Regions from separate parts of the Mus musculus genome. Here regions 1 and 3 are each linked to region 2. The links are chromatin loops, found by intact Hi-C in ENCODE. Cell type or tissue: heart. All regions are shown on one strand. Each heading gives the region's core, and the rest is flanking DNA. Links, peaks and the distances in the headings are about the cores only. Region 1 holds the start of Epn1 (epsin 1). Region 2 holds the start of Zfp444 (zinc finger protein 444). Region 3 holds the start of Zfp28 (zinc finger protein 28).

Region 1 (5,577 bases), core at 1,035-5,034, 1.1 Mb after region 2:
ACAGTGATAGAAAGGATATTTGTTTGGTTTTCTCTACAAAGAAGCTGGCTGGGAAAAACCATTCAATCAACAGTGCAGGAAGGAAATTGAGAAAGAAAGAAAGAAAGAAAGAAAGAAAGAAAGAAAGAAAGAAAGAAAGAAAGAAAGAAAGAAAGAAAGGAAGGAAGGAAGGAAGGAAGGAAGGAAGGAAGGAAGGAAGGAAGGAAGGAAGAAAGAAAGAAAGAAAGAAAGAGAGAAGCAAACAACCCTGGGACAGGAGTCATGGCAAAAGAGGCCAATGATGGGATTTAAAAAAATGGTAGGGAGACAGAGGAGATAGCCTGAGGCAGTGGGAGACTGGGGAGTGGGGGTGCCCAGGGGACTAGGTGTCCAGAGGGTAGGGAGGGAAGCTCAAGGGAGCAGAGAGATAAGAAATGTAGGAGTCCCCACTAATGGATACCAACTGTGCCACGAGGCACATATCATCTAACAATGAATGTAGACAATGGCCTCATGGAAGTTTAATAACTTGGTCAAGGTCATATCATAAATGCAAAAGCAGACTCAACAATCAAACCCATATTACCTGTATAAACTCATTTTTTTGTGGGTTGGGGGGAGGGGGTGACACAACATCTCTCTACATGGCCTTGACTGTCCTGGAACTTGAAGAGCTAAATCCATGTGTCCCTCCCCTCCCAAGTACGGAGTTAAAGGTGTGTGCCATTAAACTCATGCTTTTAAATTAACCTAAATAAACTAACCTGTGCTGTGACCAGCTGTCAGAAAGCATCAAGGGCAGAAATCAAGCAAATGAGGGGAATATTAACAAGCACTTCCACAACCTTTACATCCTTCTAGGCACCCATTAAGTCCTTTGCGCTATCAACTCAATCCTTACAAATCCATGACTCACAGCCACTTTACACAGGAGGGAACAAGGGCACATTAGCACCTTGCCCAGGGACACACACCTCACAACTGGAGCAGCCTGGGTCCAGAGTAGACTCCGATCACCAGTCTGTGCCTCTCCAACAAGCCATGGAGGGAGATTTACTGAGCCCTACCATGATCCAACCTGAAGGAAGACATAGGAGAATAGGAAAGGCTGCTCTTTACCTTGAATTCAGGCCAGAAAATGGAGCACCTGCAAACAGGCATAACTAGGCAAAGAAAAAAAAAAAAAAAAAGCAGCTGGGTCCCAAGTCAGGCCTGGACAGACACCAGAAGACAAACATATGACAAACATAAGGAGACTGGGGGAGGGGAGAGAAAGGGAGGGAGAAAGGGAGAGAAAGAGGGAGGGGGGGAGAGAGAGAAGAGAAGAGAAGAGAAGAGAAGAGAAGAGAAGAGAAGAGAAGAGAAGAGACACACCAAAACTCGGGCAAAAAGAAAGCAATACAGCGAGGCAGGAGGACAGGGAGGACAGAAAGACAGGGACCCTGAAACAAAACACACACATGACACCCAGGGCTGGGGGGGGGTGGGAAGAGATATAACTTAAAAGAACACAAAATTTGCACTCAAATCCCGGCCACATAAGCAACCAGCAAAACAACCCTGTGACTCAGTTCACCTAACTGTGTAACAAAGGGAGGGGTGCTGCCCGGCAAGCTTGCTGATTAAATAAGACGGGTACATAAAGAACTTGGTTCTGTGCCCCACAGATAGTAGGCGCTCGGTACTCCTGGCTGCTATTATTATCAGAAAAAACATTTCCAAAAGGGTGGCATCTAAAGACGCACTATCCTAACACCAACTACCTACTTCAAGCATGTTCAAAAAAAACATACTAAATCTCACAAATGCTGCTGAAAATGGGGCCATTTTCCACAGTTAATTTAGAATTTCTTATTAAACAGTACAAACAATATAGTGAGTCCCCAAGGGGGACTCAAAAACCTGGTATCAAATACTAAGCGAGACAAAATCTCTAGTAACTAGAGCTACTAATAATCACATGCTTAACTCCAGGCCAGACACTGTAAGGCACTTTACCAGGACCACTCCAATGCGCAGAGACCCTGTGGTGCAGGAATTATGAATGCTTCCGTTTAGAAGACTAGGAAAACTGAAGACCAAGGCAAGCAGCGGGGGCTTTGGAATCCACAGCCAGAGCTCTTGTCAGAACACCAGAGACTCAGAAACCTGGGAAGCACATCCTAAGCAAAAGCAGTGGGTTCCTAGAAAGGAATTTTGGGCCTGGGGACGACAGCAATGACCCGGAGAGAAATAATGCACCAAGAGGGAGACCAGTCTGGGGAAATGAAGACACAGAAACCCAGAAAATACAAGCATTGCATGCATCCTGACAGGAACACGGAGCAATCCAAGACACAAACAGCACTCGGATCTCCAAGCCCTTTTGTACAAACACAGAAACACAGAAGCAGAGCAACACAGACAGCAGGGCCACGCGAGACGGGGACACTGACAATCCCAAAAAAAGACACACACCGGCAGGCAAACCCGACCCGGGCACAGCGGTACAAAAGCAGCCACAAGCCATCAGCGGCTGGAACACCGGCTCCGAGGCTGGCTGGACCCGCGCGCGCCACGGCCCAGGCCGGAACACCGGACTTGCCGCGACGGAGGCCAGCATTGCGCCCCTCGCTCACCTCGGCCCGCTTATACCGGGCTTCCAGGGGTCATGACGGTCAGCCCCCTGCCCCCGCTCGGCCTCGGTGTCGCGGGGCGCGCGCCGAGCTGCGGGAAGCAGAAGTGCGCACGTGCGCACGCACAGACGCACGGAGGGCCGCACAGCGACGGCCCCGCCGCCCCGGCGCCCGGGAGGGGCGCAGAGAGCCGGGCGGGGGAGGGGAGCCGCCGAGCGGACGGGAAGCAACCGAAGGTGGCAGCGGACCGGAAGCGGAAATGAACTCACGTGCCCCGCCCTCTGCACTTCGCCCGGCAGCCTCCACTTCCGCGACCAAACCCACCCCGGCACCATTTCCGGCGCACGGGACTGCGCGTCCTTATGCCCTTGCGTCACTTCCGCATCTACGCAGCAGTGGAGACGCGTAAAGGTCCAAGCCTTGAAGCCTCCACTGTGGCTACCCTCGCGGGACCCTCAGGCCTGCCTCCTTCCCTGGGTGCCACCCTCCACACCCTCGGCCGAAAGAGACGGGCGGACACACTGGACACAGATGAGGATCCATAAAGTAAAATACAACAAAATGTTTAATGAGCAAATTCGTATTAGCAAATATGAAACTGCCACAGAGAGGGGGAGCGGGACAGAGACCACGGGTTGAGTCAGGAAGACTAAGGAGAAGAACCAACTACTTAAGAAACCAGGGTGGAGAACAGGAAGGACCAGAAGCCAAAGGACGGGAGCTGTGGTCCTGCAAAGGGAGAGGGCAGGGCACTGAGGGCCAGACAACAAAATTCAAAATAGTTTGGCCATAAAATATAAACACGCTATGTTCCTACCATGGGGGAAGAGAGGAGGAAAGGGGTGTAAGGGATAAGAGGCTGTTTGGGAAGGGGCTGTGGAGGTCCTACCCGCCCTGCTGTGCACACAGTCCCCATCCCAGCCCGTTCCCTCTGTGTCTGTGTGGGTGCATGTGTCTGTGTGGGCCTGTGTGCACTTGCCCAGTCCCCTTCCTGCCCTAGCCCCCCACCCCCCACCCCCCTTAATTGCTGCCATTCCAGTTGCTGCCGGCTGTCATTCGGCTGTCACTCCTCTGCCCATCTTCTTCAAGAGGGGGGAAAGGAGGAGGGGACAGGTGGGGGGAAAGTCCCCAGCCAGCCCTGCCCCCACCCTCCCCCAGCCACCTCTACCAGAAGTCCCGACGGTGGTAAGAATCAGGGTCACAGTATTTTGTGACCACCACTCTGTTGGCGAACTTGCGACCGGTTAGACCCTGCATGGCTTTCTGGCAGTCAAACACAGAGGTGAACTCCACGAAGATCTGTAGGAACAAGAGGCATATCTGTGAACAAGGTTGGCTCCTAGCATCTACTCAGCATTCATTTAAAGTACAGAATCAGCACAGGAAATGAGAGAACACCTCACCACACTGCACAGAGGACTTCAGTTCAGTATGAGGGTGTTTACCCAAACGTTCTCCAGTACCCAAGAACAAGGCACAGAAGCGAGACATCACAGAAATGAAGAAAACCAGGCAGGCCTGAGTCACTTAAGTACACGGGGCAGTGGCCAGAGGCAAGACCCCAGAGGAGAGAAGGGGTCACTTCTGCATCATGCACCCTACAGTGTTCCCCAAGCCACAACTGTCATGTTCTCCCCACAGACAAGGTAAGGAAAGCTCAGAAATTAGGACTCAAGCCCAACCTGAATTAAAACAGGTTCATCTATCCATGTTGACAAGCCTGCTTGAACCACTCAATCACCTTAAAGGAAATGATTACAATGAAGGTCCCCTAACATGGGAACTGCATGACTACCGCACTACTTTAACAAACCAGTTGACTTCAGAAGAGAGTGGAGAGAATATGAGATAAAAGTGATAGAAACTTTATGGGGCCAGCAAAATGGCCCTACAATTCCGGCATCCTGCATTCAACCCGACTCCTTCCCAAAACACTGTCCTATGCTTGCACAAAAACAAAAACAAGTGAGTTAAAAGGGGCTGGAGAGAGAGGGCTCAACAGTTAAGAGCACTGACTGCTCTTCCAGCGGTTCTGAGTTCAATTCACAGCAACCACACAGTGGCTCACAACCATCTCTAATGGGATCCGATGACGTTTTCAGGTGGGTCTGGCAGCGACAGTGTACTCACATACATTAAATAAATCTTTTTAAAAAATCTGTTAAAAAGAAACTGCAACCAAAATCAGGATTTGGACCTTACTGAAACAAGACATTTTAGAGATAGTAACATTTAAACAGAACTTAGGTAGACTAGACACCAAGGAATTAAATGAAGACTGTTTTACTATAATAGCATTCTTTAAAAAAACCAAGGTTATGGGTTTAGCCCGCTGGTTCTGGGGACAGAGATAATAAGCACTGTCTGTTAACACAGAAGTGTAGCTAGCACCTACTCTTTAAGCTTTAAGTACTCTTTAAGCTTTAAGTACTCACTGCATAATCCAGGTGTGAGGATACACATCTGCAATCCCAGCAGGGAGGCTGAGGCAAGATCACTAGCCCAAGATCAGTAGGGACTATGCAGTAAAACCCCATCTCAAAGCAGAAACAACCCCCCCCCCCAATATTGATAACTTAAAGCTGGATAATATACACTAAGCATCAGCATCAATCTCATATACTTTTAGAAGTTTAAGAATAGAACAAAGGTTAATATGGTAGCTAAGTGACACTAGTTCAAAGCTAGCCAAGCTGAGGCACCATAGTAAAACCCCATCTCAAATGAAAATCAATACACTCTCTCCCCCCGACAAAGAGTTAGCCGCTCAAGAGGCCAGTCTGTGCATTCAGAGATCCTGTATTTATTTACTCAATCCCCATTTAAGGCAGGCTTCCATTAAGGTGCCAGCCTGAATCAGAAAGAGTGGCATATCAAATACAGGCAAAGAAGCAGTCAAGAGGCTTTTTTAGTCAGATAGTCTTCTTCCTTTTGACTACTGCACCAGACCTCTGCTGCATTCCCAAGATTCATTTGAAACCTG
Region 2 (5,577 bases), core at 811-4,810:
CTTTACCTTCCTTTTTAAAAGTCTCTTATGGAACCTAAAGCCTGCCTTTTCATCTGCGATGAGAAGCCAGTGAACACACACTGAGGTGCCCTTGTGCTGCTCAACCTTTACCCAGTTCTGATTGTCCTCAGCTTGTACTTTAGCCCATTGAGCCATCTCCCCAGCATCTGTTTTTGGTTTGTTTTCGTTTTACTTTTATTCTATTAAATGCGTAACTTTCAGTGTCCCCTTCTTCTACCTCTCTCTCCTACACTTCGACCCTGATGTTCATTCTCTCTGAATCCATCAATGGTCCTTCAAAAGGCCAGGAATCTGCACTGGGCACTCTGTGCCCTGAGCTGCACAACTCACCAAATATTTACTCAGAGGACAAGGGCTTCGGAATTGGAACCGATTCCAGCTGCGTACCAGCAATGTGTCCTCGGTCAAAGAACAACTGCTCCTTTCAAAGACTAATCTCCATCTCCTTGGCTGTAAAATGGGAGCAATAATCGAGGTTGGAAAGTCAAGTAAAATAAAGAGCAAAAAAGTACCCCAGAGCATGGCTGGAGAGGTGGCTCAGCAGTTAAGAGTACTGGTTGCTGCTTTTCCAGAGGACCTGGGTTCAATGCCCAGCACCCACATGGCAGCTCACAACTGAAACTCTAGAATCAGAGGATGCAGTAAACACATATGCAGGCAAAATATGGATGCACGTTAAAATAAAAATAAATCATTAAAAGAAAAAAAAAGTACCCAGAACACCACCTGGCAATAAACAAACCCCACCTATTGCATTTACTATCAACACACATTAACCCTCCAACTCCTTGTGAGTCATTTACGTAAAGCCACTGTGAAACAAGCGCCCAAGACTAAATTGTAAATTGGAATAGGTGTTAAAATAGCATATAAAAAGGAGTGAAGACTGGCAGTGGTGGCTCATGCCTTTAAGCCCTGCTCTTGGGAGGCAGAGGCAGGCGGATTTGAGTTCAAGGCCAGCCTGGTCTACAGAGTGAGTTCCAGGACAGCCAGGGTTATACAGAGAAACTCTGTCTTGAAAAACCAAAAAAAAAAAAAAAAAAAGTTAAGATGAGTATTTTTGTTTGTTTGTTTTTAAATTCAATTACTTTCACCGGTTTAAAGCTTGGCATGGCTCTCGAGTGTGATTAAGGCCAGCCTGGGCTACAGGAGACCATACCCAAAACACCATCATCAACAACAACAAAAACCCTGAACAAAACAAAAAAACTAGGCCAACGCTTGTAATCTGAGCACGTGAGAGGCTGAGCCAGGAGGATCAGAACCGAGAGATTTAAGTCCCTCTTATCCTGTTAAAACCTGTCTCCAAGCCCCTTCTGCACATTAATGAATTTCGCCTCTCGCGACAAGCTAATGAGGCGGATACGCTTGTAATGAAGAAATACTTATCCTCCAGAACCTCAACTCGACAGAAGTGCGTGTGAACGTGTGACCAGCACACAGGACTAGCCACCTGCACCGGTCTACGCTGCTATGGCACGGTGCCCCTGGATAGACCCCTTCCCGCAATCCTTTTCGAAGAGGTTAGAGGTCCCGGCGCCCCAGGATTTCTCAGTGGGGTCCAACTTCCACTCCACTCTCAGTTTCCAACCATCCCAGGGCTCCCCCTCGAACATCCCAGCCCCCTCCCGCTGCCCAGCCTCCCCAGGCCTCCAACTCTCCCGCGTCTGCATCTCGCGTTCCTCCCGCTCCCCGGCCCGCCCCCAGAACCCCACCTCCAGCCTCCTATCATCCCCCTCCCCCAAGCCGCCCATCCCTCCCTTCCTCTCCCTCCTCCAGACCTGGGTACCCCTCCCCGTGGTCCGCCCGTTCCCCGTACACCGGACTCCCCAGCCCTTCCTTTTCCCTCTAGCTCACCTCACTCTCCTGGGCGAGGCCCCCCAAACAACCTCACCTTCCCGCACATGCGCACAAAGCTCATCGGGACTCCATGCCCCAGCAGGCTTTGCGCCAAATTCACCCGTACTTCCCCGCCCCCACGTCCCCTCACTCTCTACACTAGGAATCGCTAATTCTACCCAACACTTCCCACCTCTCCCAGCTGGAAACTACATCTCCCAAGAAACATCGCGACAAAGCGGCTTTCCATTAGCCCTACTGTGATGAGTCCTGTACGCTCGTGCGTCCCGAGCTAGCCAGAAAACTACATTTCTTAAAGTGTAAAGAAGAAAACCCGATTCCTATTGGCTCACACAGGCGCAAACAGAGCGCTTCTGATTTTGGACTACATTTCCCAGATTTCACGTGGATTTCCTTCCTCTACCATCCCTCACAAGACACCCCGCCGGCTGACTTCTGGCAAACGCGGACGGGTCGGGGAGGGATAAGAGGAATCTGTGGTTTCGTTGTCGTGGAAACCGGGGGAGGCAGCACACTTGGGAGACCCGCCTCCAGGACCTTTAAGCGCCTATAGAGGAGGTCGTGGAGGCTATGCCAGAGTTCTCCTCAGATCAGCAGTGGGAGATCCGTCTCCTTGACAACAGTTGCAGTATCGCCCTCCCGCTCCAGTACTAGGTTAAAGGAAGGTTGAGGCTGGTCAACGAAACCTGACCTCTGAGAATTAGTTCGCTCGTCCCATACTGTCAGTCCACTCTCTAGCCTCAGTTTCCCGTCTTGTGAATAGGAAGGAAAATATTACGTGTCAAACGGCGCTTGTGTAGCCCCCTACGGACACTGAAGCCTCAGTTTCCCTACCTCAGAAAAGGCAAGAAGGTTTTGAGTTTGCTCTTTGTAATATGTATGGGTGTTTCGCTGAGTCGGTGCACCATGTGCTCGCAGTACCCACGGAGGCCAGAAAGCGGCGTGGGATTCCCTTAGACCTGTATTACAGACGGTTGTGAGCCACATGTAGGTGCTAGAAGGACGTCTAGAATAGCTTGTGCTTCGTTGTTAACCTCTTTGTCATCTTTCCAGCCCTACCCCTACCTACTACCCCAACGCACCACATACACACGTACTCGCAGGAGCGCAAGAAGGTTATGAGACTTTCTGTTTACGTGATAGATGGCTCTTACAAGCTAGTGGGGCAGACAGAGACTCTCCCCTCCTCACTGGACTTCGAAAAAAGGTGACATTGGCACACAAAGGAAATCATGTGAAGCAGAGTTGTTATTGTCCTTACCAAATTCGTGGATGGACAATACCATTGCCCTAGTTTCTATTTACTCACTAGTTTACAGCTTAGAGACGGATCTATCCCCACAACAGCTAAACTTAATCCTGTCCCACCTCTCTGCCCTCTCTGTCCCTCATCTTGGTAAGTGTGCTAACCACACAAGCTGCTTTGCTATTTGAAGAGCGAGCCTGCAATACCACATTCTTTTCCTAGTGGTGCTTTTCACATACTAGTTGGATTCTTTTCGTATATGATTTAAAACTTTTTTAAGACGGAGTCTCTTGTAGCCCAGATTAGTCTCCAACTCACTGTCTGGCTAAGGATGATCCTCTGCCTCCGCCTCCAGAATGCCAGAATTTGAAGTGTGAACTACCATGCCCAGCTTTATTTTCACGTTTATCTATATTGGCTTTTTTTTTTTTTACTACATATTTATTGTGATTTAGTGTGTGTGTGTGTGGGGGGGGTATGAGTGTGTATGCGTGTCACAGTTTGTTACATGGAGGACAGTGTGTGTGTGGGGGGGGGTATGAGTGTGTATGCGTGTCACAGTTTGTTACGTGGAGGACAGTGTGTGTGTGGGGGGGGTATGAGTGTGTATGTGTGTCACAGTTTGTTACGTGGAGGACAGTGTGTGGGGGGGGGTATGAGTGTGTATGCGTGTCACAGTTTGTTACGTGGAGGACAGAGGGCTGCTTTCAGGAGTTGGTTCTCTTTCCCCAGGCAGAGACGGGATTGAAAGCAGGATACCAGGCTTGGCTGCGGGTGCCTTTACTCACTGAGCGATCTCAGTGGCCCAATTTCCTTCCTTTGTAAAACTGAAAATTGTAATCTCAGCACGTGGGAGGTGGACACAGGAAGATCAGGAGGTTGAGGTCTTCCCCTCCACTATACAGTGAGTTTGAAGCCAGCTTGGGCTACATGAGACTCTTTCTCAAAAACCTGAGATGGCTCAGCTAAGTAAAAGTGCTTGCTGCCAGGCGGGGCAAGCTTTGATGCTGGCAACCATATGGCAGAAGAAAATAACTGACTTACGTGTGTGTGTGTGTGTGTGTGTACATATATATTATTTAAAAATTAATTTATCAAGCAGGGCATGGTGGTGCACGCCTTTAATCCCAGCACTTGGGAGCCAGAGGCAGGTGGATTTCTGAGTTCGAGGCCAGCCTGGTCTACAGAGTGAGTTCCAGGACAGCCAGGACTGCACAGAGAAACCTGTCTCAAAAAAAAATTATTTTATGTGTATGGGGGTGTTGTACAAGCACTCTTCACTACTGAACCATATCTCCAGCCACTGAACTTAAAACAAACAAGCAAACAAACAAACAAAAAAGAAAACAGCAACAAAGTCTGGGACATGGCTTAGTATTAAAAAGTTTGCTTAACATGTTTTAAGGCCCTGAGTTCATCCCTAGCACTGCAAAGAACAGAACTAAATAAGATTCGGTTGTATGAATATGGACCATTTTGCTTCTCCATGCATGAGAGGGTTCCTTTAGACACAGGAGGGATTTTATCTCTTGTTTAAAACCGTCCAATATACACTTTGAGTTTCTCCTGTACGGTCACCCACATGTCTGACTCTCTCAGATCCAAGTTCCTGTTCCAAATGCAGTGTCTTTGTTCACATCAGCAGAAACAAACAATCCTCAGAAGCTGCAGCCTGGGCCAGGGCAAGGGGACAGAGCAAATAGACTAGGAGGAAGCTTCCAGCCTATACTCCCCACTTGGCCAGGTGCCTGTAGGCTGGGTACAAAGTTCACACAGGCCAGCAGCCCAGCAGCTCTCCTCCCACTCCTTCACTGCTGTAATGGAGTGACCACCTGCATAGATTCACATTCTCCCCACCTCTCCAGAGTAGGGTTTTTTTTTTTTTTTTTTGGTTTTTCGAGACAGGGTTTCTCTGTATAGCTCCGGCTGTCCTGGAACTCACTTTGTAGACCAGGCTGGCCTCGAACTCAGAAAACTGCCTGCCTCTGCCTCCCGAGTGCTGGGATTAAAGGCGTGTGCCACCACGCCCGGCTTCAGAGTAGGGTTTTAATAAAGATATTTTCATATAGGTTTAAGGATGGGGTTGGATAAATGGCTTAGAGGTTGAAAGTGGGCTGAAGAGATGGCTCAGCAGTTAAGAACACTGACTATTCTTCCAGAGGTCCTGAGTTCAATTCCCAGTAACCACATGGTGGCTCCCAACCATCTGTAATGGGATCCAGTGCCGTCTTCTGGGATGCAGGTGTACATGCAGATAGAACACTCATACACATAAAATAAATATTAAAAAAAGAAAGAAAAAAGAAAATCATGAGTATGTTTAAAAAGAACTTTGCCTGCAGTGATACATAAGTGTGGCTGAACACCTAGGGATGAGGAAGTTATTTAGCTATAGGGTGACCAGCACAAGAACATACACCGGTTCCTGACAGAGCCTGCACTGGCTAACC
Region 3 (5,577 bases), core at 943-4,942, 210 kb before region 2:
CTTCTGAGATAAATGGGACAATGAAAGGGATGAATCATTTCTTCAACCAAGAAGGAACAGTTGGGATGAAAAGGAAAGAGAATCAGTTTGAAGCTAGCCCTGTAGCCCATCACTCACCGGAGTAGGAAGAAACAGCACCCAGGACAGGTCTCTTAAACTGAAAACTTTTCACAGAAAATAAACACCATTAAGTATTGAAAAGGCAAGACTGTTTCAGGAAGCAAAGAGGAAATGTGACTCACCTGCGACTTGGCTTTATGTCTAGTCCCTGTAGGGGCAGCTTCCTGTTTGCGGTTTATCTCCTGGAGGAAGTTGGTATCTCTGGAAAACAGAGCTGGAGGAAAGGAAGGACTAGACACCAAATCTACACGAGACTACACCGTGCATGAGCAGAGATGCCAAACCCTTATTACCCTGTGCGGGAGTAAGGACAGGGTAGGATGTGGAATCAGGTTGTCTCTTTTCTCGTCTTACTTGCATGAATATATGTGCACCACGTGTGTGTGCCTGATGCCCACAAAGTTCAGAGGAGAATGTTCTATCCCCTGCAATAGGAGTTAGGGATGGTTGTGACTCACTATGTGGGTGCTAGGAACCTCTGCAAGAGGAACAAGTACAATGGCTAAGCCATCTCTTGTCGCACTGGGAGTTTCATTTCTTGAAGCATTGACATGGATACAAGTCTAAACTAAGTTGACCCTGTAGTTGTCAACGTCCCTCCAGCACCTCTGCCTGACTTCTCTGCCTCAAGTTGAGCTTTCGAGGATTGGTTATTTAACCATCACAATCACGCGCCCAGAGACACCATCTCCAGCACCAAGGCCTCGAGAACCATCGGACCTTACCCTTCCTTCACACCCAGAATAGATTCATCTTTGTCCACTCAGCCCAGAAACATGACACTCACCTTTGTGCGCGGTCCCCGAGGTCACTGCTCCTTGCTGATCCTGGGAGGCCAGGCTGTTCCTGGAGCGCGGCCTTCCCCGGTCGGGGCTCCCAGGAGCAACTACAGTCCCCGCCGCCGGACCTCCACCAGGCCTGGCCTTTGTGCAGAGGGCGCCACGCCCCAGGAGGGCCCAGGGTTCGCATGACACTACACTCGCCATTCCCTGCATGTCACGCGAGGGGCGCACGCTCTCCTAGCCAGGCTGCAGACACCCTTCAAGGCCGCTGCTCAGGGACACACCCCCGGCAACACCCACGCCCGCCACGCCCTCGCCAGCCACGCCCTCGCCCTGCCCAACCCCGCCCTAAAAGATCGGACCCTCAGGCAGTTCCTCCGGAACGCACCGGAAGTGGACTTTGCTTGAGCACAAGGCCCCCTGGGAAGTGTAGTCCCCAGCGGAGAAATCCTTTAGAGCCCAGCTGGTTTTTACAAGACCCTGTGGGAGAACCGCGGGACCCTGCCGGAAACACGAGTCCCGCGAAATTCAAAACAGTTCCTCAGAGGCTTCTGGGAGTCCTGGTGACAATTGGAGCGTACGAGTGCAGCGGCAGGGCTAGTGGCGCGCGATTTGAGGTTGTTTGGAGGAAGGGGAGTTGGAGGATGCTGTGAATTGGGCTGGGGCAATGCGGGCTTTTGGCAAGTCCACAGTGGTTCTGGTTGCATGTACTTTTCAGTTTGGGATTCAGTTGCTGCCATTGCAATCTTCACCTCTCCACTAGACCACCTCGACTTTAGTGCCTAGTGTTCAAAATGCCCCTCTGTATGTACTACCAAGTTTTAGGTCTGCAGGTTTCCCCAGGTTTTCTTCTGCGGTGCCTCTTTAATATGTTCACTCTTGCCTTTAATCGCAGTGCCCGGGAGTAAGAGACAGCCGGATCTCAGAATTCGAGACCAACCTGATCTGCAGAGCGAGTTCCAGGACAGTCAGGGCTACACAGAGAAACGGGGAAGCGGGGTGAGGTGAGGGGAGCGCAGTTTATTCTTTGTCGGTTTCATACATGTATATATACTGTATCTTGATCATATCCAACACATCTCCTCTCCCAACCATCCCCAATACTTCCACATTCCTTTTGCCACCCCACCACACTTTTTTTTTAAATATAGCCCTGTTAGTGCCGCCTACCAGTATACCAGTGGAGTGTGACATGAACAATCTACCAGAGGCCACATCCCCAAAGAAAAATGACTCCCACTCTCTCAGCTGCCATCATTTGCTTATAGCTCCTCAGCTAGGTGTGGAGGGGTACGCCCTTCCTCTATCAATGGCTATAATATTGATCGGCGCTGGTAATTACCAGCAATCTTGTGCTGGTAATCAGTTTCTATGAGTTCATGAGCACAACATGCCCAAAACCATTCCACAGCACTCCTTGCCATTCTCAGACTCTTACATTCTTTCTCCTTCGTCTAATACGATGTTCCCAGACCCTTGAGAAGGTATACAAGAATGTCCCATTTAGGACTGTGAGCTGCCTATTTTTGTCATTCAGTTATCATCTGAGAGAGTGTTGTGTGGCTCTGGATGTTCTGGAACTCACTCTGTAGACCAGGCTGGCCTCGAACTCGGAGATCTGCCTGCCTCTGCCTCTGGAAGGGCTGGTTTTAAAAGTGTGTGTCACTACCGCTGAGCAAGCAGAATATTCTTTATATAAAATGTTTGAGAACAAAAGTGTTATTTTTTTTTCTGAGTGGTAAATATGTGCATACCGTAATGAAATATTTTAGAAAAGAAACCAACATCTAAATATAAAACCATTTATGCTTCACAAACACCTCATATAACCAGAAGGAAATTTTATACTAAAAAATTCTTAAGCAAAAACAATATTGCAGCATTGTCACCACAAAGATTTTTTGAAAGGTTGGTTTATTATTTTATGTAAATGATGCTCTATCTGTATGTACATCCGCTTTCCAGAAGAGGGCATCAGATCCCAGGATAAATGGTTGTGAGCCACCATATGGTTGCTGGGAATTGAACTCAGGATTTTGGGAAGAGCAGACTGCTCTTAACATCTGAGCCATCTCTCCAGCCCCTGAAAGACTTGCTTTTATTTTATGTGGATGAGTGTTTTGTCTTCATGTATTGTGTGCATTGCGTGCCTACAGTTCTTGTGGAGCCCAGAAAAGAGCATCCCCTGGAAGTTGGGTTACAGACAGTTGTGAGCTGCTATATGGGTGCTGGGACCCAAATCCAAGTCCTCTGCAAAACCAGCAAGCGCTCTTAACCACTGAGCCATCTCGCCAGCCCTGGCAATTTGATAACAAATTGGGTGGGGGGTAGAGGAAGAGAATGAACTTAGGATAAACAAGGAAAGGCAGGCATACAGTCCAACAGAACCTACCATGAGATGGACTTTACAAAAACCACCCAGAGTCCTCTGGAACAACGAGAATGGAAGTTTGTGTCCCCTGTTTTCCTATTTCTGCAGTGTGTACTCATCTTGCATGTGATCTTTCAGTTTGTTTTTATCCAAGGCCTCGCTATGTAGCCCTGACTGCCCTAGAACTCTGTAAACCTGGCTGATCTCTAACTCAGAGACCCATCTGTCTCTACCTCCAGAGTGCTGAAATGAGATGTGTGTGCCTCCAAACACAGCCACAATCACCCTTTCAAATTTTACTTTTATTTATTTATTTGTATATATGCATTTGTAGGCTTGATTGCCCATGTGCGTGTGTGTGGAGACCATTAGTCGGTGTTGGGAGTCTGTCGCCCTCCACCTTACATTTTGAGATAGGATCTCATGGTAAGCCTGGGGCTCCCTGTTTCGGCTAGACTGGCCTGCTGGGGGCTTGTTAGTAAATATAAGAATGTTTCTTTTGTGACCTAGACTATATATACACATGTGTATTTTTTCCCAAATAAATTCTAATTCTTTGTTCCAGTCTTTAACTTCTAGGCACTTCCTAAAACAGATTCTACGTACCAGACCAGATTTAATTTCTTTACCAATAAGAAAACATAACCTTTAGGATCATTAGAAAGCTTCCATCTTAAATACACTACACATACTAATTGTTCCACCTGAAGACACTTTCAGTTTCTAAATTGTTGTCATCACCTAAGTTCCAAATTTGAGAGGCCATGGTTTAGAAATAATTTTTCTGGTCTAACACATTTTCTAAGCACCCCTATGGGTCAGTGTATTGAAGTCCTTTCATTTTATGTTCTCTTGGTATCTATTTCATTGAAGTTTTAACTTTCCCAGGCTGGAGGTGTAGGTCAGTCACCTTTGACACTTCCTAGTATCACACCATCCACAAGTGGCTCAAGCTGGTGCCAAGAACAAGAACCCGTCAAAGGGGGCTGCCTGCCTTCACTGCTCCCTTTAAATGCACTGCTGAAGATGGACTGGGCACATATGTCGCAATGATCACTTTCTACACCTGAGATGACCTCCCAGAACTCATGCCTGCTTGTTGCGACTCAACAAAGGAAATCTGTAACCCTGGGCCCAATAAAGCATTGGCTCAGGGATACCCCCTCATGTTCCTTTGCCTCTGTGTGTGGCCTCTCTGTGTTCTGTGCTGATGTGTCTCCTAATCATTGAAGGGATGTTCTCCATCCAAACTTAATACAGTCAATCATGTGGCTAAACATTTTATGTGCATTAAATAAACATTTTACAATGAGTATTAGAAGAGTTACATAAATAACATGTATATTTTTAAAAAGAAATTTTCTGACTGTAAAATAAATGAGTAATAAACTTGAAGGAAACAAGATGGATTACAGACATTTGAAAAAGTCCAAGCAAAACAATTGTGTTTTGGATCAGGAGGCTAAGGGGCCAAACCTAAATGGAAATACTTAGCAGGTATATGCACAGGACCTGAGGACAGGGAGGGATGCCTGAGATGACTGCATCAAGAACTCACCAATGATGGGTGGTTTAGGAACATTTACTGAAGATTTCTCCCCATCCCTTACATTCCTAAGAGCTCTTTGACCTGTGTGAGATCTTCCATGTAGAGTACAGTGAACAATCTGGTTGAAAGCTAAATTCTCTGATGAACGCTACAGGTTCGTAGGCGGCTAAAGGGTTTGCCATGGGGGACACATTTTTACAGTTTCTTTCCAGTGTGATACCTTTGGTGGCAATTAAGGGATGACTTTCTTCTGAAGGCCCTTCCACATTTCTCACATACATAGGGCCTCTGACCAGTGTGAAGTCTCTGATGCTGAGCACGGGAGGAGCCATCACCAAATGCCTTTCCACATTCCGCACATTTGTAAGGCTTCTCTCCAGTATGGACCCTCTTGTGTCTTATAAGATAGGCAGCATGTGTGAAGGTTTTGCCGCATTCATTACACTCATAAGGTTTCTCTCCTGTATGGATTTTCTGATGTCTGGCAAGATAGGCACTTCTATTGAAAAATTTACCACACTGCTTACATTCAAAAGGTTTTTCTCCCGTGTGGTTTCTCTGATGAATAGTCAGCTGGGAACTCTCCCTAAAGGTCTTCCCACATTCGTTACATTCATAGGGCTCTTCTCCAGTATGAATTCTTGAGTGAACAACAAGGTGTATACTCTGCCGAAAAGCTTTCCCACAGTCCTTGCATTTATATGGTTTCTCTCCAGAATGTACTCTTTGGTGGCCAGTGAGTGACATGCTGTGGT

What was found. Hi-C counts contacts between places; a loop is a spot of excess contacts. Peaks named below come from ENCODE experiments on the same cell type or tissue, not always from the same donor. Only the 100,000 strongest peaks of a DNase experiment are listed, where the experiment ranks them.
Region 1: a loop joins it to region 2, with 4 times the contacts of the local background. A loop is called at or near these places in 7 of 42 quality-filtered maps.
Region 3: it touches region 2 in a loop (1.8-fold over the local background); 2 of 42 quality-filtered maps call a loop at or near these places.

What each region holds. Positions count from the first base shown.
Region 1 is chr7:5,077,498-5,083,074 of GRCm38, reverse strand. U2af2 (U2 small nuclear ribonucleoprotein auxiliary factor (U2AF) 2) reads right to left here. Exons shown (of 12, transcript NM_133671.3): 12 at 3,130-3,893. The coding sequence ends at 3,759. It overlaps Epn1 (epsin 1), which reads right to left and starts at 2,840. Exons shown (of 12, transcript NM_010147.4): 1 at 2,598-2,840; 2 at 954-1,057. In heart, for the core only: no CTCF peak of the experiment used is centred there; a DNase peak (open chromatin) is centred at 2,924; H3K4me3 peaks cover 2,037 bases; H3K27ac peaks cover 1,327 bases.
Region 2 is chr7:6,168,876-6,174,452 of GRCm38, reverse strand. Zfp444 (zinc finger protein 444) reads right to left here and starts at 1,940. Exons shown (of 4, transcript NM_028316.3): 1 at 1,879-1,940. In heart, for the core only: a CTCF peak has its summit at 2,806; DNase peaks (open chromatin) are centred at 2,132 and 2,812; H3K4me3 peaks cover 2,558 bases; H3K27ac peaks cover 2,301 bases.
Region 3 is chr7:6,378,932-6,384,508 of GRCm38, reverse strand. Zfp78 (zinc finger protein 78) reads right to left here. Exons shown (of 5, transcript NM_001025163.1): 5 at 1,904-5,577. The coding sequence ends at 5,018. Zfp28 (zinc finger protein 28) reads right to left here and starts at 1,191. Exons shown (of 7, transcript NM_175247.3): 1 at 908-1,191; 2 at 243-334. The coding sequence starts at 1,115. In heart, for the core only: CTCF peaks have their summits at 1,112 and 2,885 (motif pointing right); a DNase peak (open chromatin) is centred at 1,238; H3K4me3 peaks cover 1,363 bases; H3K27ac peaks cover 982 bases.